Regions from separate parts of the Mus musculus genome. Here region 1 is linked to region 2. The links are chromatin contacts, found by Hi-C or POLR2A ChIA-PET in ENCODE. All regions are on one chromosome and are shown on one strand. The core of a region is the stretch at or near the end of the contact, and the rest is flanking DNA. Distances in the headings are between cores, read along the strand shown.

What was found. Hi-C counts contacts between places; a loop is a spot of excess contacts on that map. ChIA-PET counts read pairs that join two places held with the same protein, here RNA polymerase II (POLR2A).
Region 1: a map of heart shows a loop between it and region 2 (2.1-fold over the local background). The contact joins two enhancer-like sites. A Hi-C loop is called at or near these places in 3 of 37 maps with a recorded cell type or tissue (all heart). POLR2A ChIA-PET finds 5 or more read pairs at or near these places in 3 of 5 experiments (all embryonic stem cell).

The regions. Positions count from the first base shown.
Region 1 is chr10:68,190,713-68,198,219 of GRCm38, forward strand. All of the region lies in intron 3 of Arid5b (AT rich interactive domain 5B (MRF1-like)), which reads right to left. All of the region lies in intron 1 of Gm51770 (a long non-coding RNA gene), which reads left to right. Among named protein-coding and RNA genes, the nearest start is that of Gm51770, 43 kb to the left of the region's middle. Within about 2 kb of position 1,564, at least 3 of the 3 ENCODE cell types and tissues checked have a DNase peak (open chromatin) inside an H3K27ac peak, as active enhancers do.
Region 2 is chr10:68,145,704-68,152,352 of GRCm38, forward strand. All of the region lies in intron 4 of Arid5b (AT rich interactive domain 5B (MRF1-like)), which reads right to left. It overlaps Gm51770 (a long non-coding RNA gene), which reads left to right and starts at 5,403. Exons shown (of 3, transcript XR_003948901.1): 1 at 5,403-6,649. Within about 2 kb of position 2,173, at least 1 of the 3 ENCODE cell types and tissues checked has a DNase peak (open chromatin) inside an H3K27ac peak, as active enhancers do.

The DNA.
Region 1 (7,507 bases), core at 314-2,813, 44 kb after region 2:
AACTAACCGTACAGAGTATTTTTCTAGAACATTCTAGTTCCTTGGGTTAAATACACATTTTTTTTTACTTGATTTTTATTCAGTAGAATATAATCTGCCTAAAGGAAAACAAGAAAAAGAAAAAGACTGGTACTCAAGATTGGCACTGTAAACAATGGTTATGATAGTCTATTAAAATGTCATCCCACTTCTTGGGTCCTCCTCCCCAGCCAAAAATGTGAACATGCTTAGCTTTAAATTAAATATTCAAAGGGAATAAGAGTTCCACAATGACTAAACCTCATTTCAACTTCAATAAAGAGAACTTTAACTTGGCCTATTAAAAGTTAATACCTAAAGTACAGATCTTGTAATGCTCCACTGAAATGGCTCTAATCCCGTGCTTATGTCATAATTACACGTTTTGTTAACCTCTCTCAATGTCATTTTTTTTCACTTATTTATATATATTTTTCAAACTCCCAAATGGAATTCCACAGAGAAACTGTAATTATAATCCGAAACTCCACCTCGACTTGTCAAACAGTAGCTGTACACCATGGCTCTCATGGCGTGTGTGTGTGTGTGTGTGTGTGTGTGTGTGTGTGTGTGTGTGTGTGTGTCTCTCTCGGGGAGCAGGGGTGGTGGTGGGGGGAGTGAGGGCGGGGTGTGGAAGGGAGGTGGGAGGAGGGGAGGGGGAGGGGCGGGGCGAGCATTCATCCTGTGAGTTGCTCAGATTGTCTTTGTATAAAGAGATGCATGAAATGTCAAGTACAATAAATTACTGGAGCGTAGAGTTTCAAATATCCATAATGCTTTTCCCTCTTCTCTCTCTCTCTCTCTCTCTCTCTCTCTCTTAATAGTTAATGGTGGCCAAATGTGCAGGAGGTTGAAAACATCCATTCTAGAGGAGAGAAATTTGCTTTCATCTCTTACATAATATTGCAGAAACATAATTTTATCCTCCTGGCAGGGGTGGGGGTGGGGGTTGTTTAGGAAACATCACCCTGTATGTTTACCAAAAATCACCGTCTAACATCAGAAAGCCTGAAACCAAAAAAAAAAAAAAACTTCATAAAACCCTTCACACTAGTACTTTATAGAAGCTTGGTGGAAAAAATATGCATGTCCTTTCCTGTGCCTAATTACCTCAACTGAAAATTCTGCCAAGTATTTCGCCCTTTCGTTCTCGTAATCGTATTAGGGCAAATGCGTCTGGAGGCCAACAGAAACAAACATTTAAAGATTTTTTTTTTTCACTTAAAAGATTCCAAATCTGTATGGAGCCTTGGTTTGAAACACAATGTCCTTCGGGTTTGCTTCACAGACAACCTACAGTTTCCTTTCTTTGGTCCCCTCCCCCAAGCAGAGATGAATTTGCTAGAGTTACAAAAAAAAAAAAAAAAAAAAAACCACCGATGTCTACTTTTGAAACAATTTAAGCAACATCATGTCAATAGGAAGGGCTTGCCCAGTGATCTATGCAGCCTGCAGTCCCTTTCCGACAGGAGACATTCCTTTCTGAAACCTTTATACTTTTTGCCTGCTCCTAGCAACCAACTAAAGGCAAGCCCTCAACTTTGCGTACCTGGCAGCCGTCCAGCCCTTACTGCAATTGACAATTACACCGTTTCCATTTAATTGCGGTTCTGTTGTGACAGAATATTTGTCATAATTAGGCATTTCCTATCTCCTGTCCATTCGTCTTTGATTATTACCGAACATGATTTTTTTTTTTTAATTTCAGAAAACCCAAGCACAAAAATCCTACAGATAAGGGTAGCTACAGCTGCTACTATCATTACCAACATTGTAACATGCAGGGTGGAGAGCAAAAAAAAAAAAAAAAGAATATAATTTCTCGGAAGGTAATTTTCCTTTCAGTGTTAAGTGCTTTTTATTCATCTTACAGTTACTCAATGACTTCCTGTTCTAATTACAAGACATTATACAGAAAAGACATTTGTAAAAGGGGGAAAAATATGCAGGCAGGCTATGTGACTAAATAGCCAGAATTCGTTGAACCGTTTTAAAATTCCAAAGTCGTCCATCAACTTTATCAGTTCCTGGTTGTGGCTATGTGTTGATGTGGGGTGCCCTCAGTGTGTTTCCAAATCTCTCTCAAGGCTTCAGAGTTAGTTCTCCCAGTCCAGACACATCAAAGGACAAAACACATTTGCAGCAAAACCATAGTTGAGGGAGGAAGAGGTTTTTGTTTTTTGTTTAACCCCCCCTCACCTCCCCGCCCATCAGAGCTGTTTTACTGGAGGCAGGCCAAGACATGTAGTGGAAAATATTAATAATAAAAACAAATTAAATGTCTGATTAAAAGGGACCAAGAGCAAGATTCTATCAGGAATAGAAATGAAAAGGCCACAAACGATTTCAGGAAAACAGTGTGTGACGTAAATGATACATCAGGCTTGGACTGTTGTGGTTATTTTGAGAATGGCTGCTGGTACTGTAAGTCAGCTGACCTGCCTGTAACCATTTTGTAATTCTCCACACAGTGAGTGAGTGGGGCAGCCTGCCTGAGATTGCTGAGACAGAAAACAGACCCAGGCCCACAGAACTGGCAATAAAAATATAATGTACTTTTAACATAACAGAACAAGGAGATTGGCTTTATTAACTAAGAAAACGACTTTAAATGGTCCCTAGCTTGCCATTTGTTTTGATAAATGGAAAAACAGATCTTCCCAGGGTAGGCAACAAAAACATCACTGGAAAAGTTTTTAAAAAAAGAAAAGAAAAGAAAAAAGAAAGAAAGAAAGAAAAGAATACATGATTGCAAATGGAACAAAGAACATTTTAACTACATAACCCAGGATTGTAGCCAGCTGCATCAAAAGACATAGCTTAAACAGACACACAAACATAAAATTAGGTATTGCTATGTGAATATCAGCTTTTTACCCTGGACACTGCTTCGTCTCTCTAGAAAGAAAACAACATCACAAAGCTAAATTCAAACCAAATGCAGACATCACTCTTAAGTAGCAAATGAAGCCACTGGGGAGCCAGTCAGCTCCACCTCCTTGGTCCTCCCAAAAGGCCACAGCGGAAAAAGCCACATTCGGGAGTCTTTTTGAATTCCATCTTGAGAATTTTGCATGTCATTTGCATATGATCATCTCAGCCAAATCTAAATGTCATACAAGACAGGGATTATACAATAAGTGCAAGCCTTGGGAGATCACATGCTGGAACCTAGGGGGCCTGACCTGCCTCAAATTTGCCTCCCTTTCAAACAAGTTAACTTCTTAATAAAAACCGTTTGTGCTATTTTCACTTATTTGTCTGTGTGCACCTTTGCACCTGTGTCAGGTGTCTTCAGAGGCCAGAAGACGGCATTCGGTTGCCTGGACCGGACCTCAAGTTGTAGGCAGATGTGAACTGCTTCTTGCGATTGCCAGGAACCTAACTCAGGTCCCATTGAAAGGAGCCAAGTACTCTTAACTGCTGAACCATCTTTTCAGACCTCCAAACACCTTTAACCTATTGCAAGTCATTCATCCTTAGTATAAGTGAGTTTGAAGAACTCATGGAAGAGGGAACTAGAAGGGGCACATCAGGTTCCAAGTTCTGGGCTTAAATTTGTCCCAGTCCAAGGTCAAGCTGGACATTCGTTTTCGGAGGTTGACTTATCTGTTTACTTCCTAGCCACCCAGGTAAGGCTGCTGTCCAATCACATTTGAACTTAGTTAAAGTCAACTCTTTCGGTTTACAAAGGTCTACTACTACTTCAAGACCCAATCTGCCCTGCAGTTACTAAGATTACATTCTTATAGAGGAAGAATCCAAACCCTTGTTAGCTGAACCAGCATCCAAAATGAAGACAGCTTCTGTTACCTTTTCCCTTGCTCCACCACACACACGCGCGCACACACACACACACACACACACACTCCACTGAAGTAAATAAAATAGCAATGTAGTACTGATATCCAGATGGAGACATGCATTAATAACAAGGAACAGGAGCCTGGAAAGAACATCCATATACTCATACCCATGGTCAACTGATTACATACATACATACATACATACATACATACATACATACTTGCATACATAATATATATATGTACATACATATGTACATACTTATATATGCATACACTCATATACATATATATACACACATACACACAATATACACATGTATATATACATACATATATACATACTAGTATGCATACATATATACACACATATAATATATACATGCATGTGTGCATACATATACACATACTTATATATACATATATACATATATGAATGCACATATATACATACATACACTTATATATACATTTATATATACATACATATATACATACATAAATAAGTGTATTTAAGAGATTCATAGCCAGAATATGTGAAGAAGTCATGCAAGTCAATATAATGTAAAAAGGAAATTAATTGATGTTGTATCACAGAATATATACAAATGGAACAAGGGAAAAATAGTCAGTACCATTATGACTTTATAAGGAACATGAATCAAAACCACAGGGAGTAATTCTTTCACATTCATTAGAATGCCTACTATACACAACAACAAAACTACCAAGTGTTAGTGAGCTTGTGAAAAAACCTAGACCCTCACACATTGGTGTAAAATAGTATAATCATGGTAGAGAAGCCTCTGACCATTTCTTTCAAATACAGGATTCCTATAGAGGCAGTAATTAATTCCATTTCTGGGGCACAACCCTGGTAGTGGAAAACAAAACCAGGTATTTATAAGTCAGTGTTGATAACAGCATTTCCCAGGAGCCAAAACGTGGAACAGTCCATGTGTCCATCAATAGAACAGGATACACACATATAATAGTCAGCATGTGATGTGACTGGGTGATGGGATATGGTCAAGCCATAGAAAGCAGACTGGGATGTACACTCAATACTGATGAGCCTTGGTTATTTCATACTCAGTAACAATCCAAACCCAAAGGGCAGATATCACACATTAATTCACAGAGATGGAAAGGAGGCCAGAGGTCATCAGGCCCCAGGAAGTGCTGGAGGTAAGGATGGATGAAGGAAGAGCCACTGCCTAACTGCTCAGAGCTTTGGAGAGACAAATGGGCTCTACTGATAAAGAGTAGGGATCATCTCGTGATATTAAAGATGCAGTTAACATTTCTAGCTAAAATGGCTAGAATGGCCAATTTTATATTAAACATATTTTAAACAATAAAGAAAGGGCCCTTCTGGTGAGTGTTACAGGTTTCCATGTGAATATGCTCTTGGTTGTTTTGTATTTGTGTGAAGATGTGTCTCTCAATCAATAAGCAGCATATAAACTCCTGCAGGGCTCAGAATCAGTGTCCTGGTTCCTCGCTACAGACCTTTGGGAGTGCTAACAAATTCAATTAACTAAGAGAAAGCCTGAGATAAACATATGACCCTCACATCAGAGGATGAGCAGTCATGTGACAGGTCACCCTGGGCTCTAAATCAACAGCTCTTCCTAAAGAGCGAAAGGAACAGGAAGAGAGAGGTCTGTGGCTGGCAGACCTGTCCAGAAGAAGGCCCATGAATTTAGGCAGTTATTTCATATATGAGAGTGTGTGTGTGTGTGTGTGTGTGTGTGTGTGTGTGTGCGCGCGCGCGCGCGCGCGCACCTGTCTGTCTGTCTGTCTGTCTCCCTATGTGTCTCTCTGTCTCAGTCTTTCTGTCTCACTCTGTATTCCCACTTGAAATATGGACTCTCACCCTAAACTTGTAAGCATTGTCCAGATTCCCGCACTGACTTCTGGGAGTTGTAACCGAAGGAAACGGGAACACTGTGCTGGTTGCGTTTATTCTCTCAAGTTATCACTGGCTCCTGAGATACAACACAAAAGGGAGAGCAAAGGTCTCTTTCTCGCCCTGGTGACTCACTGGAAATCAGCGCTGGAGCTTGTGAATGTCTAGCTGGGGGGCGGTGGGGGGGGTGTATCAGGGTTTCTGAGGGGAACCCATCGAAGACATGGGCAGATCCCGGGCTGCATCTTCTCCCTCAGTTCACCTCCTTGAGGAGCCAGCATCCTGCTGGGATGAGGATAGACTCAAATCCCAGCGCTCCTCCTGAGGGGTTCCGCTAGGTATATCTCAGCCCCACAAGCCACAGACTCTTGATTTTTTAATTCTTGTATATGTTTCTCTTAAGCAGAGACGGTGGCGGTGCTTAGGGCACTGTGGCCTGGTGTTAGGGTGCTGTAAATCAAAAAAGTCAGAACCGTAATGGTTAATGACGCTGCTCGTTTCGAATGTAGCCAGAAAGCTCTGCAAGCCTGGTAGAGGTTTTTGTTGTTGTTGTTGTTGGGTTTTGTTTTGTTGTTGTTTTTTTTAGATGAATTGGATTAAAAAAATGGTGTGCGATTTATTTGGAAACCTTTACACTTTGCTAAATATACACTTTACAACGTAAAATCTTGCCACATCATTGGCGATGTTTATTCTAATTATAGTTAACCACCGTCTTATTTCATTCTCTATCACATTTAATGTTCTCAACATGTACGAAGCAACACTTTATACAACCACTTGAAAATACGAAAAGGAATATACCGATTTTTTTAAAAGCCTTTAGCAAATCACTACTCATCCTATAAATCAAATATGTAATTAACATTAAAAATAAGGACTAGAAAGGTGAAATTCATTAAAGTTTATTTTATCTAGTTAGAAGTATCTAAAATATTACTTTAATAAATCAAAACAGAAGGATTTGGGCCAGAGCTTACACTCTTCATAACAAAATTCTGACATCTGGAGTGCATTTTATATTTATAGCATATTTAGATGTAGACAAGTCAAGTTTCAAGGGATTAATAACAGCACATGGCTGGTGGCTGCCATGTTGGACAGAAAAACTTAAGTGTCTCCCAGAGAACAAATTTGAAGACTGTCCGGTTAGATGACTTGGCTCTGAAGAGGAACCACAGGGAAATAGGGCTATCCTGGGGCATGACATACTTCAAGATGCCTTTGGGTCTTAGAGCCCAAGAAAACAGGAGCTTTGGACACACAGCTGGGTGAAGAGTTTATAACATAAGGGTAGGGTAGAATGGCCAGATTAGTGTCTGATATTCAAGATCCCAAAGAAGCCAAGAGATAGCAACACTGTTGCTATTTTAATAGACCCTTTCTGTTACCGTTTGCTTCCTATAATCTAGTGGCTCTCAGCCAGTGGGTCAGGACCCCTGCAGGGATCAAATACTTTGCATATCAGATATTTTCATTATGATTCACAACAGTAACAAAACTACAGCTATGAAGTAACAACAAAATTTTTATGATTTGGGGTCACGGAAACATGGGGGACTGTATTAAAAGGGATGGAGCATTACAGAGGTTTACCGCCACTGGTATAAAAGATGTGACAATTGTATCAACTTGTTTGTTTACCTTTATTTACTTATTTAGAAAGCTTCTAACCATCAAGCCTTCCAGAGTCCTGTGCTGTGTGTCATTTCTTTCCTCTTCTGGTATTTGCTACAAATGTACCTGGTGTCACTTCCAAAAACCACTTACT
Region 2 (6,649 bases), core at 923-3,422:
GAAAATGGAACTTGAGCGAGTTTGGCCAATCCCAAGTAGACGTTGCCCTGACCACAAATTGCCGAATGAGTTTGCAGTCCAACTGCGTTTGCCTTTTAAGAGATCTCATTTGAAAGTAAGTAGAGGGGTCAGATGCAGTCAGCCTTCAAGGCAAGAACATGACCTTCCTGGCACAGTCCAGCTGCGTCGGGTCCCACAGTTTCACACAACGCATTGCCAATAAGTCCAGAGAACTTGGACGAAAGAAACAGGTTTCAGTTCTGGGGACTGTAGAGGAGACAAGGACTTTATCACCATCCTTAGTATCGAAAGGACCAGCAAGAAGACAGGGCGACAGAACAGGGACTTTGTTGTGCACACCTGGAGACAGGAGTTTGATTCCTGGAACCCATCCATGTCAAGGTCTATGGAGAGAACCAAATTCTACAAAGTTGTTCTCTGATCTCCGTCCTCATACCCATAACACATCATGTGCATGTGTGTGCATGCACATGCACTCGATATAAAATAAATATAATAAAAGACCGTCGGACATTGTTCTGATAGTGGCTATCTAAAACCAGGTCGGCCTAGTATCTCGCCCTTCTACGTAACCAATCACAGGGTCTGAAATGAGAGTCCATTCCCTCTGACTCCTCAGCTTTGGTTTCTCTGACAGTGGCCGCGCAGAACTGTAGCTAGCAACGAATCAAAAGCTACGCCCCTCCTGGACTGAACTGCTTCCTTTTATTTTAAAATGACCCTAACACACGAGAGCGGTAGTGGTGGCTACGGAAATAAATCCAGGTTAGGCAGCGAGAGGAGCCTCTAAAACACCTAAGGCTTTATGCTGAGGGATGAGCAAGATCACAGTAGGATCAACACAACACAAGATGGATATTTTACTGCAGGATACTTAGAAGGTGATCATTTTAAATGACATGTTTGTGATGGATTCAGCCTGCAGTGAAACACCCTGACTATGTGCCCCTGGGATATTGGTGATAGCCATAGAGGTTTTTGTCTTTCTCCCAAGCTCTTTTATAGCACATGGTATACATATTTTGGCCTCCAACCTTATAAACTCATGTCCAACTGCCAGTAGACAGTTATCTAACACATGGGGTCACCACAAAAAAGACTCCTTATTTGGGTAAAAGTCCTTGTCTGCCCCGGTATCTCTGTATTTCCTCTCAGAAGAAATTTATTTGGATTATTTACTGTTCAGGATACCCAGAGGCTTCAAGTGTGGCGATTGAAAGGCCAAGAAATAAAATCCTTAGCAAGTTAAAACACATAGCTTGTTATTAGAACCATTTCTGGCTTTGTTAGAAAACTCTCTATTGCCCTCTTGTGGTATATCAGGGTGATGCGCAGGGATGACCACAAAAACCTCAGGAACTAACAAGAAAGTTTACTCAAATACAGGTAAGGCACTGATCTCTGAGGGAGAGACACAAGTGTGAACCACAACGTTAGGCTGTTTTTATATGTACCATAATTTACATTTAGTAGGCCTCCTTCACGATGTCAGGTGCTGTGAGGTCAGGCTGGTGGGGCCTTTATATGGAAGTTTAGAACAATGTATTTCAGGAACATAACGGAGTCACTGTATCTATGGCCATAGCTGTTATAATTTGTAGTCAATTGAGTTTAACGAATTTTATAACTGTTAAAAAAATCATGCCCACATTTTAAAAGTTCCTTCATAACCAAAAATAGGCTGATACTCCAACTGGTTTGGAATTACAGGAACCGAGGAAAGATGTCTTGAATAACTCCCTAATATGGAAGAAAAACCACTAAATACAAAAAGGGCCAGTTCATTTGTTTCTAACAATAGGCAGTATAGAGAAAGTTGGAATTTATAAGACCAAGGAAAGGAATAGGCTGCATCATTCCATGTTTAACAGTAATAATAATAATAATAATAATAATGATGATTTCTAAAATCTAGCTTCCAAATTCAATAATCAATTATGCAATTTGGTGTTTAATTTGGTTTTAAAATTGTATTTCCAATCTCTGCTTTGTGATTTTGGATAATTTCTTGCTGTATGGGCCTGTCCCCCCCCCCCCCCCAAAGCAAACAAACTTGGAATTAAAACAAACCCTGAGCGGCTAAAAGAGCTGAGGGATCCAAAACTGCAGAGCCCGGGACACAAAAGAGCAAGGCCTCTGTCCTCCGATTTCCAGCCAAAGCACCAAGCACCGGCCCTCCAAGTCTTTTTAAATAGAGCTGCTTCCCCGCCCAGCATGAACCCAAATGTTCTGTAATTCTAAGATGGTTTTAGGAACAGATTTATCTTGACTTGGCCTCAACTCCAGTTTTTGTAGCAACAGTTGTTTGGTTTTCGTCTTTGAATTGACAAAGTCCTTAAAGTAACTCTACTATAAAATTAAACAGCTGTGCCTTCTTTAGCCAAACATGACTGCTGTCTTATTTCTGTGTGTGCTGTGGTACGAGCTGAACATGCTCTTTCTTCTGTGTCCTCTCACTAAAAAGAAAATTCCAAAAGGAATTCTCTAGTGAGCCTTGCTTCTCTTTTAAAGATAATAATAATAACAATAACAGCAATAATAGTAATAAATAGAGGGGTGGTATTTGCTGGCCTCTGATGCGCATCTATTTGTGAGCACAGGCGTTTACACACAGGGCTCTTGCTCAAAGGGCTTTTGTTTAATTCCTATTATGATAGGAAATATGACACGCTGCCCCCCAGTAGAATAACAAGCTTGTGTGGCAGAAAGACAGACATGACTGCTGCTCTTGCAGATGGGAAGAGTGAACAGCTTTAAATGGTGGCAGGGAAAGCAAAGAAACGTTCACAGAGGCCACGATTAAATTTAGAATTTGACTCCTGGCCCAGGTCTTGAACCAGAACCATGTGAAGGCTCTCATTCTTTGGGATCAACAGAAGGAACAATTTGAAAACATTCTTTTGGCATTCTTAAGCATTGCTTTGGGCTCAGGGAAGTGAGGGTAGGGGCGGGGCCTGGACACAATACAAAGCTTCTAGGTGCCACACCTTGCCACATAGCTCCAGGTATAGACAACTAGATCTAGGCTGCCTGTGTTCTAGGAGCTCACAGAGGCTAGAGTTAATTGAGAACTGACACTTGGCACGGGGGCTCGAACCAGAACCACGGGAGAGCTGTCATTCTTTGGGACCAATAGAACAATTTGTTCTAGGTTTGAGGGTTCTTGTAAACCTTGCTCTAAAATGCAGAGAGAGACCTGGTAAGACATGAAGTATGGGGAGCCACGCTTGACAGACCAACTGGTAACAGAAGACCATGGTGAGGAGCTAGAATATTGATAGCTCTGTGACTGCTGAGTTCTTCTGGGTAATTTACAGAGCACCTCCATTCCACAGCTTCAAGAGCCGGGGAGATCGTTCAGGTTGTAAGGGGTTTGCCATATAAGCACAGAGGCCTGAGTTTAGATCTCTGGAAATCAGTCAAAAAGTAGGGTGTAGTCGTTGTAGACCTGACCCACCCTGCAATCCTTCGGTCACTTCTCCAGATGTGTGGGGGTGCCTTTGTCCACAGACACTCTCTCGGGTTTCTTGTACCCATCACGTATTGTCTGTCTCAGCAGACTCTTAAAGAGATGGTAGGTGCTTGATGTACGGTGATAGAACTCGCAGAACTCTGTATTGAGTTTTGAAACCAGTGCCTGTCACTTAATATGAGATTTAGTAAATTCTTTACTATTTTTGTGTGCATATGTGTGTGTGTGTGTGTGTGTGTATGTTGTGGGTTCAAGTTCCACCTTGTGTCGGGACTCGAATCCACAAATGTGTGTGTTTATGTGTGTGAGTGTGTATATGTGTGTGTGTGTGTGTGTGCCCTCATAGGCCAGAAGGTGCCATTGGGATCCTTTGGAGTTGGTTGTTAGCCAGTAATGGGTGCTGGGAACTGAACTCAGGTCCTCTGCAAGAGCAGAAAGGACCTTTAAACCACACAATCATCTTTCCATTCCCTCAGCATAGAGCGAGGCTTTGTTAAACTGCATAGATTGCTGGCTCCGCTGGGGCAAACATATACCTCTAGAGAGGGAAGGGTGGCTGGTCTACCCCTTATCTTTGTGCCTACAGCATTTTCCCTCAATCAAGATCACCATTAATTAGGGGAAGTGGGAGTAGCATCTACATAGATACCTATTGGTCTAGCGAGCCTGAAGCCCAAGAAAAGCCAGAACACCAAAGGAAAGCAAAATGTTTTCATAGGGGAGATGTTATACCAGGAGGGCTTTTAAAGACCTCCATCCCTACAAAACTGCATTAAAAAAAAAATCTTGCGGATGCTAATCTGGGCCCATTGATAACATAGAAATGAAATTGAATTTCCAATAAAGATTTTGAAAACAGCGATCAATAAAATAGGAGACTAATCTGCAGTTAAAAGTTCCCAGTAATGGGGATAGTCTAGAGATTTCCTAAATAATGCTTTTATCTTGATTGCAAAATAATCCCCTGTCACAAAAAAAAAAAAAAAAAAAAAAAAAAAAACAAGGCGAATCAAGGTAGAGAACCATTCAGTGGGAATTAAAATGTCATGCTTTACAGGGAATAAAGTGTCGCAATCACCAGAGAAACACACATCGCAAATGTGTTAACACAAAATTACATACATCACTTAATTATGTAAGTGCATAGCTCCCGAGTAACCCATTAGCTAAACATGTTGGGCTGTGGTTGGCTATACACACTCAGTGCGTTTAGCATAGAAGGGCCTGGTATTATGCTGGGTCTGCCACTGTAAAGCCTGGATGGCAAGCACTATTAAATCGGGAGGCAATCACACCGAGAAGGAAACATTAGCAAACAGTAGACAATTGAGAAAAGAAAGTACAGTGAGCCCGTATTCTGTCACATACAGTCCCCAAACCTTATATAACCATCCACTGTTTGCTTCATCTGGCTCCCATCCCAGGTGTGTTCCATGCTATCTTAATTTTATAATAAGAGACTGCCACACCCAATGTTATGAACACACACACACACACACACACACACACACACACACACACACACGAGAGGAAAGTACATCTGATGATGTTCACAGGCAAGGCCACTTTCCTGAGGTTAAATCATCTTTTCCTTCATGTGTCTCCCACTGGTGTTGTTGGGAAGATTGCCATTGGCTACCCAAGTCTCACAAGAAAGCAAGGAGGGGGCAGCTATGGGCACAGGTGGCTTTGCATTCCCTGTGTAGTTCAGACAACTGTAGAATCAAGAGCAAACAGTCATCTCTCTCTGGGTGAAGTTTGCCCATTTGCTAAAAGGGAGGGCTGGTTGCTCTATTCTCACAGATTATGATGTTGAAAGAATGTGAATGAGACAATACTAGACAGCGGACCACACACTCGAGGCCCCAGTGAATGGCAGAGGCTGTTATTATCACAGCGATATGCAGAGGCATGTTGGAGGTAATACATCAAGTAGTTCAGAAGCCAAGAGCTGGCTGAAGGGAGAGGCATGGAAGTTCTGGCAACTTCTGAGCCCTCAGCAGATGTGAGCACCTGGCAGAGCTCAGGAATTAAAAATAAGAACAGAGAGATATGGTATAGTTTGATATGAGCATCAACAGGCCCTCCTGGAGGCTGCAATGTTATAGTGTCTACAAAATAGGACTTCTAAGACTAGGTTGATTGTATTTGGTGAAGGAAAAGAATGATCATGTAGGTAAGCATTGCCTTAATAAGACTGCACTAAGGAAGAGGAATCCTCTAAACAAGACTGTGTTGTGGAAGGAATCACCACACAGAAGGTTCTGCGTATGGCAGGAGACCAATAAACAGACAACAAATCTAACAGGCTTAAATAGAGTGGGCCAAGAAGAGCAATCTGTTGGCTGCAGAATCTTAGTAGAGGCAGATCATTCAGGAAGGCTGAACTCCAGTTAAGGGTCAAATTTCTCTATGATCTTTCCTATTAGTTTCTCTGTGTACGTTCCTATTAGTCACATCATAAGCTTGTCTATGGTAGAAGAGAAGACAAGTCAGGACAAGTCACATGGTAGAAAAGGAAGAAAGGGGCCTTTATTTCTGTTCACCAATCCAACACTCAATTCTGAAAGTTCCAGCTTTAACCGAATCACTGTCTACCGGATTAGATTGCCAGCCTATGGCTGACTGTGCTATTCCAGCTGGTGATAAAAGAACATCGTGAATGTGTGTAGTCAAAGTGATGGTAGTTTTATTGGCTTTGATTTAAGTATCCCCTACTCACCAGGCCTCTGTTCTGATATCTGGGAAGTGACAACTTCATTAAATAAAAAGGGAATTCATTCATTGACCAAACATGTCTAGTGGGCTTATATGTGTTGCACAGTTAAACACAGAATGTCATTTGAGGGCCTGAGTAATGATTCAGTTAGTAAAGTGTTAGCCATTCAAACATGAAAATCCGAATAGATTCCCAGCACTGGGTACTGAGGCTCACGACCGCAACCCTAGTGCTAGGTGGTGAGATGAGTGGAGACAGGAGATCTCTGAGCTAAGCCAGTCAGTCTAGTTAAGTGGTCAACTCCAGTTTTAGCAAGACACCATTTCAAAAAGCAAGGTTGAGAGAAAAGCACTCACTTGCTGGACTAAACAGTCACACACACAGACATAGACACACAGACACACACAGAGATATAGACACACACACAGACACACATA